Regions from separate parts of the Mus musculus genome. Here region 1 is linked to region 2. Evidence: chromatin loops called from intact Hi-C (ENCODE). Cell type or tissue: heart. All regions are shown on one strand.

Region 1 (8,000 bases), 52 kb before region 2:
AGAAAGTCTTCTACAAATAAATAAATGCAAATAAAAAAATACAAGTTCAGAATTGCAGTAACTACCCCACTATTGCCATGTCAGGCAGAGGGAGGCATTCCCAGTGGATAGCTGATGCATTTTGACCACTCAGGAGACAGTCTGAGTTCAGTATATTATTGAAGATAGAATTCCATTTAACTTTCTGGTAGAACTGAAGATATTTTAAAGACATACTTGTTCTATCCCCTAGGACATTGAAATTTCCTCAAGATTCTCCTACTAAAGTAGAAAGGCTGAGTCTCTCAGGGCAACCAGTGGAGGAACTTGTCTCTTCAAAAAATATTCCATCTTGTGAAACCTGGTGAAGCCCAGACAATGGTGAGTCAATGATGGGGAAACCACACTTTAACAAGACCTGATGAATTATACATAGTTCTTCCCATCTACTTAATGTTGTGTTAGGGCTCTAATGGCTCAGTTTCTTTTTCTCTCTTCCCAGTGTGATTACATTGAACAAATCTCTGTTTTTCACTGTAAGTTAGCTCTTTCAGTTTCCTTATTAGGGACAGGGGCTGAGCACATCTAGTTGCATTGCTGGAAACAAGACTCAGATCTGAATTCTGATAATTATACATTTGAAAAGTATCTAGTGTCTTAAAAGCCGGGTTTAAGGTGCTCTCAGATCTACACAGGACCAAGATTCTAGTTTGATTCTAATTCTAGAGGAGGTTACAGAAGAACAGGGATTGGTGTGGGTGTGAAACACCTGCTCCTATTAGATAGTTTAAGCCTTGGGTTAAAATTCATTGATGTTTTCTAACTGAGTCAAGCAACACAACCAGGAACTAATCTGTATACTAATCACGGTTCACAGCCCAGAAAACATTAAAGCAATAATGAGCAAATTTGTCAAAAACCACATAAAACTTTTCGTATTCCTTTTTTCAAATGTTTTAGTTGGTTTGTTCCCTGGAGTTCTGAAGTTTCTTGTGATGAACCTGACTACCTCTATCTTAGGCTGTAAAATCATCTTATGAAGACTAGGCTTATTCCTGTTTATGATTAAATCTCTGTATCTCAAAGACCAGGCTATGCCTCATCTGCAATTTTTACTATAAGTGGTTCTGTACTGTCTCTTCCTGGAAACAGCAGCCTTATCTTTGTTTCAAACCACATTGCAACCAAGCCTTTGTTTCAGGTACATTTTTGAAAACCTATCTTTGTGTCAAAGTGTTATTATGACTACAGTGTTATGACTACCTTATTACGTTCTGCTTCTATAACCCCACCTATTTGCCTGCCAAATCCCCCATTTGGAAATGTCCTACCCCTGAACTATAAAAGCCTATGTTCCCCATGTTCAAGGATGACCTCTAGAACCTTGACTTATGGGAAGATAGTTCATGTACATGAATAAAAATGCTGGCTACAATTAATTTGGCCATCATGACTTGGGTCTGTGTCCTTTATCCTCAAATCTTTGGGATTAGAAAATCCTTGGTCTGTTGTGCCAGGAAGTGTTCATGAACCCCAATAGACCAGCAAAGAGCCGACCACAATGTAATCGCATTAGAGTCACAAACTCAAGCTTGGGTACCTCGTCAACCCTGACACAGCCCCGAATTCTCATCGGGACAAGGTTTTATGGGAGATGGGAGAAAGGGAGGGGCAATTTATCTCAGCAAGCATCTAATTGAATGACTATTGGAAGCTGACAGTGCTCTGAAGCAAGACTGTGAACAATAACAAATGGTACATCTGAAACAATCAGACCACTCTTTGATTAGCTGTTGCTAGGAAGTAACAAGGGAGTAACTCTGGGGTACTGGCCAAGGCCAAGCCATGGGGTTCTTCCCAGGACTTGGGTGCAGCTCGGATTCAGCTGCTGGTCAAGTTCTCAGGCTCTTTTTCTTTTAAGGTGGAGGCTGGTCACAAGATGTAGTAGGTCTGGCCTCTCATGTCTTGCTTCCTCTGTGAAAAGAGTTCAAAATATTTAAGAGATTGTCTTACCCTGTAATAGACTATTCCAAGAATAAGTTGGCTTCTCATCTTTTCCATCTTGGAGCAGCTATTTATCATCTAAATCCCAGACACCCAGAAGCAGTGTGAATGTGAGGAGTCCTAGAAGGAACATGCAGCAGCCCTTCCTCTGTGGTGAAGTGACAGTCCGGGTTTAATGAATCCTGGTGATGCACCTTGCTTTTGTTATTTTCAGAGCATTTCTGAGAAAGCTCATGAAGTCAAGGCAGGTGAGTGTGGATCTAGTTTAACCACCTGTGTCTGTGCGTGGCTTGAGCTATGCGCACGCATGCCCTTCTTAACAAGGCATCTAACAGTCAGGGATCCCCCACCTACATCAAATTGTATAGACATCCTGCTCCAAGCAACATAATAGGTGGCCACCCTTCCTTTATCCAGGGTCCCCTCCTTTATAGTCAAACATATGCTAAAATATGTTGCAAGCAATGTATCAATCCAACCTGCACTGGTTTTGAATATATGTATAGTAAGACAAATTGTTATCTGAGTGGACTTTAGGAAAAATCCACTGTTTACCACTTCATGCCTGTGCATAATTTTGAATACTTATGAATTAAATCAAATGCAACTTGGAGAGGACAAGTATGGCAGAGAAAGTCTCATATAACTCAAGTTTGCCAATCAAAAGCAAAGAACCACCCACATCAGGCCCCTTAAAAACAAATGGTCCCCTATGGGGCACCATAAAAGGAAGCCCTAAACAATAACTAAGGCTCTTGGGCACTCTAGCTCAATGACCTGCTATTTACTTACTCCCTTACATTTTATCCTATTCTACCTCTTTAATTCAAACTTCTTTATACTTTGCTGTCTGAAAACTTTGAGCAAGAAGCTGGAAATGCTGTGCCTCCACCATACACATACCCCCAAATACACACACACACACACACACACACACACACACGCACGCACGCACGCACACGTACTCACACACTTGGAACAAACCAATCAGGATGAGATCATTGTACCCTGTATAAATGGTGTTTGGTGTGGGTCTGCAGTCTGAAGCCTGAACAGCTGAGTGCATACTGCCACACACTCCACTCTAGAAGGCTCGTTATCTTGTTTATCTTGTCCTAGGAAAACCTGACCTCCAGTTTAACCTTTCACACAGATTATGAAACAGCCTTCTATTAAATCCCAACACTCTGGCACAATTTTAAACAAAAAAATACCCTGGTGCAATATGGAGGACAATTTTTTAATTGAGAAACAAAACACATTCTGTCCAGGGCTGTGAAGTTGACTTTCATAACAGGCGGGAGTTGTTCAGATTCTGGCAAAGGCAGTTGTAAATTTTCACTTCCCCACTAATTGTCTTGATAACCCCAGGCTATATCCTAATTACTTTTTGTCTTTGGTTTCCTCACTTTGAAAACAAGGAAAATAATAGTTTTCTTTAAGGTAGTTAGCAGGATTAAGCAGAATTATATCTTTTATAAAACACTTAAAGCAGGACCGAGAAACACAAAACATACATTCAATCAATACAAGTTTCTTTCTCCAAACTCCAGGGGAGAACTGAACAGATGTAGAAAGAAACCTTGGGGTACCCCAGGACTACCAAGACATGGGTGGTCTTCAAATTTCAACAAATAATTAGAAAAACAGGAGTTTTGAATTTCAAAACTAGATGTTTTAGGGATGCTAGGAGAAGAAGCAAACATAACTTCTACTAAGAGATGACCACAGATACAGGAAAAATGGTGTCCACATTTATGGAAGAAGAGATTTAAAAAAAAGGCAGAAGTAACATAAACATTAAATGTGAAGGTAAGGTTCTTCTTTGACAATAAAACAATCCAAATATGTGGCTTTGGTGACAAGTATTCTTAGGAACCTCAAAGCTGTCAACTCCAGGCTTGCAGACGGATGAGCGCAGCGGCACACAGTGAATGAAAACACATGCAGCACACACAGAAAAGGCAGACTGTGGGATCAAAGCCAGAAACTATTCTTGGGTTGTTTTTCTCTTCAAAATAAGCTTTTTTTCCCCCATGATGCTAAATTTAAACAGCTGAATTTCTTTTTGTGAAAACAGTATTCTATTCAACCTTTTCAAAAGACTTGCCATTTAATAAGAAGTGGTCATTTTCTCCCAGGGAGGAAACCCCCTGAGCTACAGCTCTTCCTGGAAGAGGCCTGGCATATGATGAATGCTCATCTCCCCTATCTGAGCGGCTGGAGCCTCTACTACTTAGAGCCGAAAAAAAAAAAAAAAAAAACCAACAATGATGAAATTACTGCACCCAACAAGAATGAAGTATAGGGAATGCTCTCTGATTACAAGCCACACATTTTGTGTATGAGGAAGAAACATAGGAGCCTACTTATCTTCCGTTGTCACCATACCTGGGAAGAGGGCACCTCAAGTTAAACAGTGTCTCCATAAGACTGGCCTGTGGCAATGTCTGTCTGAAAGGCATTTTTTATTGCTAATTGGTGTGGGAGAGCTCAGCCCACTATTGGCAGTTTATCCTTCCACAGGTAAGCTTGGGATAAATTTTAAAAAGTAGCTGAGCAAGCCAGGGAATCAAGCCAGTAAGCAGTGGTTTCTTGTTCAAGATCCTACCATGATTTCCTGCTTGGCTTTCCTGGTTGGTGAACTATGACCCTAAGAGGAAATCATCCCTTTCTGCCCTGACGTGCTTCTAGTCATGGTATTTAATCACAAGGGAAAGAGATAAGGCACACAGGAAGAGCAGAGCTAGAGCTGTTGAAGAAATGGCTGGTGTAATTAAGGCTATTGTTTAGAAGGAATTAGATGCTAAAGGATGAAAGAGTCAGCAGCCAAGTTGGAGCAATGAAACCGTGTGCCATGGGCAATTTCTCAGATTCCTGCTTATGTGAGAAGCTTACCACAGACTAATCAAAGTGTATCCTAAACCCACAATAATCAGAGCACGGAAAGAGATGCGTGCAGAGCTAAAGCATCTGAGGAAGGCGCCACTAAACGACAAGAGTAGCCAGGTAAGCTGGTTTGTGAGTCAAAGGTTAGGCACATTTTCACTCTGGGAGATAACTGCTCCTTACCATATCATTATAACTAGACATGCCTTCCAGAAGAGAGGATGGACTCACATGTTCTCAGATCTAACATAGACAAGTTGACCCTTGTTCCATTCACCCACCACACTGCAAAACTCTGAAAACAGTGTCTCTGAGCCCCTTATATCCAAACTATTACTATGCAGTCAGAAGATAAATTTGCCTACTTCTTCTGGTTTACCTGCTCTACTTGATAGACCATGCCCTGCCCTATCCAGACGACAGTTTCTTAAGAAGACAGATACCCCAGTCTGAAGAAATCAGGCCATTCCTCCTGAATCCTCTAGGAGACAGTTGAGAAGTTGTTCTGTGCTGTGGTTTTACAGCTCCTGACTTATGGTCTTAACAAATACTTAGCTTTTCCAGGCTCTTTGTCTCATCTGCTATGAGGAAGTCAATCTAGGGATGTAAGGCATCCCTCCAGGATCTAGAGAGATGGATCAGTAGTTGAGAGCATGTTTCTCCTCCAGTTGATCGACATTATTGTCCCTGGAGGCACATGGTGTCTTACAATGATCTGGAACTCAGTTTCAGGGAAATCTGACACCTTCTTCAAGCCTTCATAGACACCAGCATACTCAAGGCATATATTCACCATACACATACACATACACATACACATACACATACACATACATAATTTTTTAAGATACTTAACTAACCTCATTCCTGGTCCTCAAAAATTTATAAAAGCCTGATGTTTTCTTTGTTGAAGGAACTTCTCTAAAGATTCTTTTCTGGATCTACCCTGTCATCCTTTGATGGCTCTCTTTCTTACTCTTGCTTCAAGTGTTATGAGGTTCCTCTCCAGGTTTTAAAGGGAAGCCTTCCTTGCTTTTAAGCCTTGCATACCCTAATTTTGACACATTGTTATTCTTTTCTAGACCTCTCCCAACCTCAATGTCTAGTCATGGTTTGGTGGCCCTTTCCTCTAATGATGCTACCAGCATGCATTCTACTACCCCTTTCCCTTTATAGATCTAAATCCACAAGGAAGGAAAAACATGATGACTATAAAATATTCACAAAGTCTAAGTCATAGCATTGCATGTGTTTGATGGCCAGAAGCTGAGTCTGAACTGCCACAATGAGGAATTCATTCCTGGTTTCACCAAATGTGAAACATAGCCCATTATTTTTATCCACCACATAGAAAAGAAAAGAGCATTGCCAATTAAACTGACACAATGTTCTCTGATGAGAAGAAACTATGTATCTATTGGAGGAAAGATGTGGAACTTACTTAGGTATTTATAGTGTAAGTGTTATATATAATTAATTTCTATCTACCATTGCCACCAACCAGAGTGCTTACTATGGCCAAAATGTGTTCATAACCAAACCTTTAGAGTCAAATTTTAAATCCAGAACTATAATAATCATATTTCTCACTGTACAGTTGTTCTGTAGTCTCAATTCCTGGATGCATTTGCTTTTATTTGTTTTTTAAGACAGAGTCTCCAAACAATGACACCATTGCATACACTAGAAAGCGTTTGCTGAAAGGACCCTGATATAGCTGTCTCTTATGAGACTAGGCCGGGGCCTAGCAAACACATAAGTGGATGCTCACAGTCAGCTATTGGATGGATCACAGGGCCCCCAATGGAGGAGCTAGAGAAAGTACCCAAGGAGCTAAAGAGATCTGCAACCCTATAGGTGCAACAACATTGCTTTTGGGATAGCATTGGAAAATACGTAATTAAAAAAAAAAAAAAAGACAGAGTCTCATAAAGCCAGTGATAATCTCAAAGCCAGTATGTAGTCAGGGATGACCTTGAACTCCTGATTTTCCTTTGTTTAGCTTCTGAAAGATGAAGATTGAGGTGTGAGCTACCATGCCCATGTTTCAGAAATCATTTCAAAGACTGACCCTTATGCAAGACTTGATGGTGGTGCTTTCAGATCATTTGAGAAGATGTCAATAGGAGATCGTCAGATGGAAAGCAGAATTCCTCCTCTTGGGCCTTTGAATGGCAAAGGAGATTTAGTCGTCATTCACATCACAGAGGTAACAATCACACTGACACATGCACAGGAAATGACAGCTAGGTCAGGACCACCCTTAGCCAACAGTGATTGTAAGACATGGTCACCAAAGAACATATGCTGAAAGATGTTGAACTGAGAAAGCAAAATGCAACTTAGAATTAGCAAATGCACTGCTGTACTGAACAAGATGCCTGCAGATACAATAGCTATGACTTCGTGTCCCAGGAACCAATTCTTTGACTTTCTCAGCCTGGTAACCTATGCTTAACTCACTGTTTGATCTCTTGGTTCAATATACATATGCAAACAAGCTATATGCAACAAAAAGATAAACTCTTTTTCTAAGTGTACTTTCCCTGCCAGTTACCATGACAACCCCTCTGCCAATTCAAGTCACAGGAAAAGAGCAAAACCCATGGACAATGTCATTCATCTCTATTTCATTGTCACTTTGCAAGAAAAAAAAAAAAAACTCTGTTTTTCTGACAACTATGCTGATTTTCATAAACTGTATTTCATTGGACACATACATCATGGAAACTGACCTGACTCCTGTACTGGTAAGGATTCTTTACAGAAACAGAACAGATAGAATGCACATTACAAAGGGGATTTATCTGACTAGCATTCACAATATAGTCCAGGTAGTCCCACAGTAGCTTTGTACATGAGAAAGAGGCTGGGAGCCTGGTAGCTGCCCAGTCCCCAATGTTGGAAGCCTCAGCAACACCAACAGAGAGCTGAAAGTCTAGAAGATACCTGAAGAGCCAATAAGAACCTGACTTGTAACGTCACTGGAGGATGCCTACAGCAGAACAGACAATAACCACCCAGGAGCAGGGGCTGGCAGAAAAAAGCAGCACCTTTTCCTTTGGACCTTATCTCTCTGCCATAGACAGAAAGTGCCATCCACTGTGGGAAGCGGTCTCCCTCTGTCA
Region 2 (8,000 bases):
TAACTAAGAAACACAATGTGGTATAGTATAAGTGAAAAGGGGGCTTTCGAACCCAGTAATGGTAAATCAAACCCTATCAATGTCTCTGTATGGCACTGAATATGTCACTAATATCTCTTTGCTTATATCTATATCTAGACAGACAGACAGATGATAGGTAGGTAGGCAGATAGATGGATGGATAGATAGATTACTAATATATCTGCTTATCTGTAGGACGGTGCAGGGTTATCTGTGCTACTACATTCATTGGTGTTAAGAAGAGAGTAACTGAAGAAATAAACATAAAATCACATGTCATCTATAACTGTACTTAACATATGGCATGCTCATGAGCTGCCTTTGTAATTTTTCAAGTTAGGCACACAAAAAAACTATAAATGTAATTGATGAAGGGAAGAAGGACTGTGTTTTTTGTAGATGGGTGATGCTGTGGGCTGTTTAGCCCTCATTTTATTTTTCAGGAATAGCCTACATTCGTCAGTGTGATATCAACCAAAGTTTTAAGAAACAAAATTCTCTAAAGAAAAGTTGTCTGAATCTTTAAATGTACAATTGTTACCTGGAATGACTTAATTCAACAGAAGTCTATCGTTAAGCTACAACTAAGGAGTAAACAGAAAACTGATGAATATTATCTGGAAGTACTTATCTGGGGTGTGTGTGTGTGTGTGTGTGTGTGTAGTACATGCTTGCAGTATATGGTAGACACACGTAAGGGTGAGAACCACAGATGGAGAGAATTCCAATTTAACAAAAGGGTCTTCTGCCAGCTTTAGAGATGTTAGCAAATATTTCCTACACAAGATAAGTCTCAGATTTTCTTTCATCAGAAAGAACCATTAGATGATTCCTCAGGGTTACTAAGGAAATGGAGTTTTGATATTGGCTTAGGAAACATCATACTCTCCCCAAACCTTTGGCTCCATCCACACAAGCAGTGATAGAAGTCCACGGTGCTCACACAGAGTTGTATTCTTCTCCTTGGAATTTTACACTTTTTTTTTAATTAGGTATTTTCCTCATTTACATTTCCAATGCTATCCCAAAAGTCCCCTATACCCTCCCCCCCACCCACCCACCCACTCCCACTTTTTGGCCCTGGAGTTCCCCTGTACTGGGGCATATAAAGTTTGCAAGTCCAATGGGCCTCTCTTTCCAGTGATGGCCGACTAGGCCATCTTTTGATACATATGCAGCTAGAGACAAGAGCTCCGGGGTACTGGTTAGTTCATAATGTTGTTCCACCGATAGGGTTGCAGATCCCTTTAGCTCCTTTAAACATACACAGTGTTTCGTGGACAATCTCTGTCATCCTGGTCATCTTTTGTCGTTCTGTCTTTTCCATTTAAACCACCCCACTGACCTTCAGACCTCATCCAGACCTCATGGGTGTCCCAAAGAAGACAACACACGGATCCTTTAAGAGCCAGACATTTTCTATACGTCCACCTCCCCTTGGTGGGGGTAACTGAATAAAGGCTGCTATCTTCTCTGGGTCCCGCTTCAAGGATTTATTTTAAAACCTGTATCATCAAATAATAAATGCTTTAAGCTGAAGCGAATGCCTAAAATGAAAACAGAGACACCTTAAGATGCTTCATAATCTAACCAACCATTCCCTGGTAGACAGTATCCAGTTTCCTCTCCTGTCTGTACTCAGTTGGCTTCCTAAAATAGAGAGGGATAAGGACCACAGGCTTCACGTCATGAATGAGCTCCGTCTCAGCTGTGGGCTCTCCAGAAATGATTCAACACCACAGATGGAATCCACATGTGAATATCCACGTGACGACTGACTAGCAAGATTTCAATGAAACCAGAGAACATTTTTTTTTTCTTTAGCTCAAGTATATTTGGCCAGTGTAGGTTGGGGGAAGGCCTGGAATCACTGGAATCACAGTGAACAATTGAGATATTGAAGGCAAAGAAACAAAAAAAAATCCATGGAAAGACCTTCTAAGCAATGAGGGTAGGCTTTTTGGAAGCATTGGTCTGTTTGTTTCCAGGTTTGGTTTGTATTTGTTCTTTTTAAAGCCAAGGAGCTTTCTAAATTTCTTCAAAGGATAGTTTTGCATTGGGCATTTTATTAGGGGCTTTTTCTCTCAGAAAGAACCCTCAGTAGAAACCACCCTGGGAGAAAAAGCTACAAAGGCAGGATTATGGAAGCCCAAGAAATAAATAAATAAAACCAAGAAAACAGAAGTGGAGCCACAGCTAAAACAGGTGTTTTACATTTCAGACTGGAGGCAAATCAGTCCAGAAGCAGGAAAGTATGGCTCCACTGCCACGTGCTGTGAACCTTGTGTCTTGGATGGAGCTTAAACCAACTACTCAAAGAGATCCAAGGCTGTCACAGAAACCCACACTGTAGTAGGAAAGAAAACAGCCAGCTCAGGTGCCATCATAGCCTCCTTTAAAGAATCCACGAGGTGTCTGGGACATACAGAGAGACCTGGGGGAGAGACAACTTTACTCTCTGGCTCTTGGAGTCACTATACATGCAGCTGTGATCAGGCTAAACTCTGAAATCCCAGAATCAACTGGCAAAGCAGATCCCCAGAACCCATATAAGAAAACCATATAAAATGGGTGTAGAGTGTACATTTTTTACTTCAGCAGTGAATGGTGAAAGGAGATATAGTGGAAGGTAGATACCCAGCTCACTGAACAATTAGTTTTGCCTACTTGGAAATTACTAGACAAATGAGTGCTCCCATCTCAAGCAAAAAGCAGAAGGCACCTGAGAAAGGACATCCAAGCAAGCACACTCATTCGGATTTGGTTGCCAGTGCACCAGCCCTGTGGGCTGCTGTTTCCTTATCCATCCAGAGAGAATCCTAGACCTCTAGTCTGTCACAGAGAGCAGATGACTCAACATCTTCAATCATTTTCTCTAGCAAGGCAAAACCTCTCAAGTTAGTGTTTTATAAGCATGGACAGACAGTTTCCATTCTGGTCCTTATCAAAACACTGCCATTCCTTTGATAACAGTTATGAAATCATCTCTCAGAACTTGGGTATCTTTAAAGAGGTTTTTTTTTTTTTTTTTTTTTTTTAATGCAAGCTGCCCCGTTCTCCCTCCCCCGCTTCACCAAGATTCAATTAACGGGAGGAGGAATGTGGTGGTTTTTAACAAGTTCTTCTAAGCCAAACTGCTTAGAGACATACATTAGGCTGCCTTTAGTAATGGGAAAAAATTATCTCACCATGACTGGACTTTCTCACCTCCAAAAGAGGATTCCTATCTGTCACCTGGACAGCCAAGATTGATTTTTCTAATTAAGCAGGCATTTGTACTGGCACAGGGAGCCACAGAATTCTTCCCTACTGTATCTTCCCAACATATTCCTGTTTGTGTTCATTTTCCATCCTGTTTAAAGCTCCCTAGTGTTGAACCGGGAGGGGTCAGGAACTCACTCTATGAAAACACCCATTAAAATCTCTGGCTGCTTTCAGAAAGAAATGTGTCAACACAGGCAAAGGAAAGAAAACATGTGATAGAAATCTCTTTGGACTGGGCTTGGCTCCCACGTGGACAGAATTTGCCTTCACCAGTTCCCACACACTGTCCCCCACCCCCGGGTCTGCTCTGCTCCATCTGGGTCTGCCCTGCTCTGCTTCTCAGGGTCTGCCAATGCAGATGGCTGTAGGAAGCAGGCTGTTAGCACTTTGAAAGGCTATGTGGCACTTTCTGCCTTTTAAAAAGGTACAAGAAGCTCTTGTGCAGCCTTCAGTGATGAGACCGGCTTGTGGTGTAATTCAGTTTACTTAAGGGAACAATTTGGAGCCCTGAAGAGCAAAGCCCAGTTCTGGCCCCACAGTGCTGGGTCATGTGGCCTCATGACTTTCTTTCAGTGGGAGACACTAGAGGATAAAACTGAAATCAGTAAGAAAAGCTGGCATCTTTTTTAGTTTGTTCCTGGTACATCCATTACCTAATATTTTATTTAAAAGCTCAGTCCCTGCACTAAATGAACGGGCTAATCTCAATTTAGGAGTTGGCCTGCCCTCACATGATGACAGCTAACTGTTAACTGTCTTTAAAAAATAGAGGAAAGAAAAAATTAAAAAGAAACAAAGAGGAAGAGAAGAAGAAATGGCTAAGGGTAATTTAAGGGTTGTGTAAACTTATTAAAGGAACAATTGTTTCAAAGACAAAGGATAGCCTTAAGGGCTGGGTTGGGGATTAGTTGGTAGAATACTTGATTAGCATACACAAATCCCTGGATTCTGTCCACAGCACCACACACAGTGTGGTGGCCAAAGTCAGTAGTCTCAGAACTCAGGCAGTAAAGGCAGGAGGAGCAGAAGTTCAAGGTTACATAGGAAGTTTGAGGTCAGACAGGTATACTTCAGACCCTAACCAATTAAAACAATCAAAATTAAAAAAAATTCTTTCAGATACTGTCCCTTACATTCATTTGGCAGTGGCAGCTCTTAGTAGGTACTGGAAGCCAAAGTTGTCCTAGTAGGCTACACAGCTGCAACACTCAGACTCAAGGTTGAACTCTAAGCTCTTCCCTGAAGTCTCTCCCCTTCCTGATTCTCTCTTCCCCTGGAACCCTGTATCTAATCGCTTGTCTTGCTCCATGAAGTACATTTGTAGTTAAGTCAGAATAATTTGCTGTCTTTCACTTTGGAGGATCATTGCAATACCTTCTTCTCTGCATGTCCAACCTGTCCACTCCTTTATAGTCAGAGAAAAAGTAGCTTTCGTATTATCTTAGGCACTCTTAATTAAATTCTGTCATTTCACACTCTGAGACTCTAGTAGTTTCCAGTGAAATACTACCAAGTGGTATACTACCAAGATACCAATATCCCCTCAACAGGCCTTTCTAGACTCTCTCACATCAGGAGGTTGGTACCTTCCAAATGATGACAAAAAGATGCTTCAGTTAAACACTTTAACTAGAGGTTGCATTGTTTGATTTATTTTGTTTTGAGGCAGGGTCTCATGTACCCTAGATTAGCCTCAAACTCACTACTATATAATCCATACTTACCCTGAACTTCTAATCATTCTGCATCCATATCTCAGGTCTGGGACTACAGGTATCCATCTACAAAATTAGTTTATGAATTGCAGGGCCTTTTGCATGCTAGTCCACCACTCTATCAACTGATCCATAGCTCCAGCCTATGTTTAATATGTTTCTCATTATGTTCTTAAATTATCCGCTATACTTATTGGTAGTATTTCCTCATAAAATTCAGTTTTAGTAAAATTGCTTTTAAATTTAGTTAACAAGAGCCCATCAACTCTCTGGTCTCTTATATCAGATCACCTTTATTATCTGAGTATCACTGATACCTGATCAGATTGATGCCCTCAGCATTCCTGAAAAAGCATCTAATTGCTGGGACTGCCCTCAGTAAGATTGCTTTTAGGTAGGTTTAGTTCCAGTGTTCTTCCCCTTAATGTTATTTTTTAGTAATCTTCTATTCTCTGACCCTCACCATATTTTCCTTACTATAAATTTCTAGGTGGGGCCATGGATCTAGAAGTTGAGCCCTTTGTATTTTTTCTTTTTCTGCAAAACAGATATTGCAATGGTTCATGTAGCTGTGGTAATGGCACCGAATGAAGTCACTCTTACTATGTTTAACCCAGTCTCACAACCCTGTCCTTTACATAGGTCTTTAGAAATGGTATCAGACTTGTGTTCATATCTCTTGATGACTAGATATCACAACTATCATTTTCTGGGTGGAACATTTAGCATACTGGGAGACAGCTGTAAAACACAGCCACTTAGTTGCTGTTTTGTTGCTGTAATAAAATGCCCTGCAGGGAACAACTGAAGGGAGACAGGGTTTATTTTGTTTCATAGTTCTGAAGGGATATACTCCATCATGACAGAGAATACAGGGCATCAGGCAGAAGAGGCATGGTGGCAGGAGCAGGAGAAGTTTGTCACATTACATTCATAGTCAAATAACAGAGTAAATGAGAGAAGCCCAGCTATAATGCTTCACAGACCCCACCCAGTGACCCTCTTCTTACAGCAAGACTATGTCCTCTAGGTTTTACCAACTTTCCAAATAGCACAACCATCTAGGGGCCAACTGTTCAAAGACATGAGGCTGTGGGAGATATTTTACATGCAAACCATAACACCTGTATTAAGAAACATTCCCTCAGATCTGACCATATTGAACCTCACTCTTCCTTCAAATGTATACTATCCTTGTCATGTCTCTGTCTACTTTTAACTCATTGCATAAGCCTCAGCAAAGCATCCTGGTTGTCCCCATTTTGCACCAAACACACACAGATGCAAATATACATATACCTATATGCATATATACACACCTATAAACAAGCACATAGATATACAAAAATATGTATACACAAATGCATATATACATACGAATACTTGTGGATATACACAATACATAAACACATATGTACACATATATATATATATGCACATATATATAAACATACATTCAGACAGTTGTAAACATACATACATATATACATACATATTGATAAATATACACTATGGTCAGTTGAACAAGAAATGTCTTCCAGAGGCTCCAGTATTCGAACACGTGTTCCCCATTTGTGACACAGCTTTGGGAGTTCTGAGGTACCTTACTTCAAGGAGATGGCGCAGGAAAAATGGCCTTTGAGAATACAAGTCCCACGCTACTTCCAGTTTGCCCTCTGCTTTGCACTTGCAATTGAGAATGTGAGTTCTCAGCTTCCCCCTCCTATCACTATGCCTACCACTTGCAGCTATGCCTCTCCAGAGACACAGTCCCTGATGGGCTTTTATCTTTCAGGAATCAGAAATCAAAATAAACTCTTTCCTCTATAGCTTGTCTGGGTAATGGTATTTTGTGGGATGTAAAACTATACCAGGAGAAGGAATGGGAGGAGACATAAGTGAAAGAATGAACTGCAGGCTGAACCAGCTCTGTGTCCTAGAATTTAAAACATGGGGGTGTAGGTTAAGAGGAGAGTAAGAAAATACACCAGAATGAGAACTTCAAGAGAATGTATCACTATCTCAAAATGTAGACTCTCTGGAGCAGAATTTCACTATGGTGGAAGAAAACATTGGGAAAAAGGATAAGCTAATCACTCAGCTGCAGAATCCATAAACTGAAAGACCTGGAAGAAACGAAAGTCAGGCTGAAGCCCTGTTTTGGGCAAGGAACAGCCATTAGTGATGATAGAAAACAACCAAGAAAACCACTCACTGTACTGATGATCCTGGATCCTCTTTGCCCACCCAGTGGTGAGGCACCAAGCACCTCAGAACAGGGTCTTGCTGATAATGAGAAAGGGTGGACAGATCTATGAGAACACTCTTTGTTGTTGTGGAGAGCAAATACACCCAACTGACCTGAACAAAGGCCACAGTTTCCTTTCACAAATACTAAATCATGTTCCTGTGATAACTATTTTTCTCTTTAAAACTCTCAGGAATGAAGGTGATCCTGTGAACTTGCTGATCCACTGCCATCCTCAGCTCAGCCCTTTTATCTTTGAGTCTCCATCGTATCCACAGAGGAACGGTGGCACAGTTAATTAGATGAGAAGTTAATTAGAATCTAGGTCTTCCACTATTTCTCCCTTCCTTCGGCAGTTCCTCCAATTCCTGAAAGTTCTGCTTAAAGGGAAGGTTTACCCCCTGGAGGCTTACTGCGGCAACACATGCCTAGCTGCCTGCACCTACCCTTCAAGGGGGATGGGGGTCATTAAAGGTAGCTGAACATTGAAAATAAAAATGTTTACATTCGGACTTTATCCCATGTACCTCATTGGGCAAGTACCACGTGACTTCATCTACCAGAGTTTGTAGATTGGGAATTACTGGGGCTTAAGGACAGATGTTAGTTGTGTCTTGTCCACTCATCTCTCAGTGGTACAGTCTATCACTTCAGGTGAAAAGGAAAAGAATAGAGGGTGAGTTAGACAATGAGTGCTGAACAAGGCCCTTCAGAGAAGAGTATGATTTGTCACACCCTTGAGACTAAAGCCA

The links. A loop is a pair of places that touch in the nucleus more often than their neighbours do. Peaks named below come from ENCODE experiments on the same cell type or tissue, not always from the same donor. Only the 100,000 strongest peaks of a DNase experiment are listed, where the experiment ranks them.
Region 1: it touches region 2 in a loop (2.2-fold over the local background); 3 of 42 quality-filtered maps call a loop at or near these places.

What each region holds. Positions count from the first base shown.
Region 1 is chr3:21,423,663-21,431,662 of GRCm38, forward strand. Gm31610 (a long non-coding RNA gene) reads right to left here. Exons shown (of 5, transcript XR_880697.3): 5 at 1-1,953. Among named protein-coding and RNA genes, the nearest start is that of Gm31610, 62 kb to the right of the region's middle. In heart, no CTCF peak of the experiment used is centred here; no DNase peak of the experiment used is centred here.
Region 2 is chr3:21,475,797-21,483,796 of GRCm38, forward strand. All of the region lies in intron 1 of Gm31610 (a long non-coding RNA gene), which reads right to left. Among named protein-coding and RNA genes, the nearest start is that of Gm31610, 9.9 kb to the right of the region's middle. In heart, no CTCF peak of the experiment used is centred here; DNase peaks (open chromatin) are centred at 1,755 and 3,565; H3K27ac peaks cover 1,096 bases.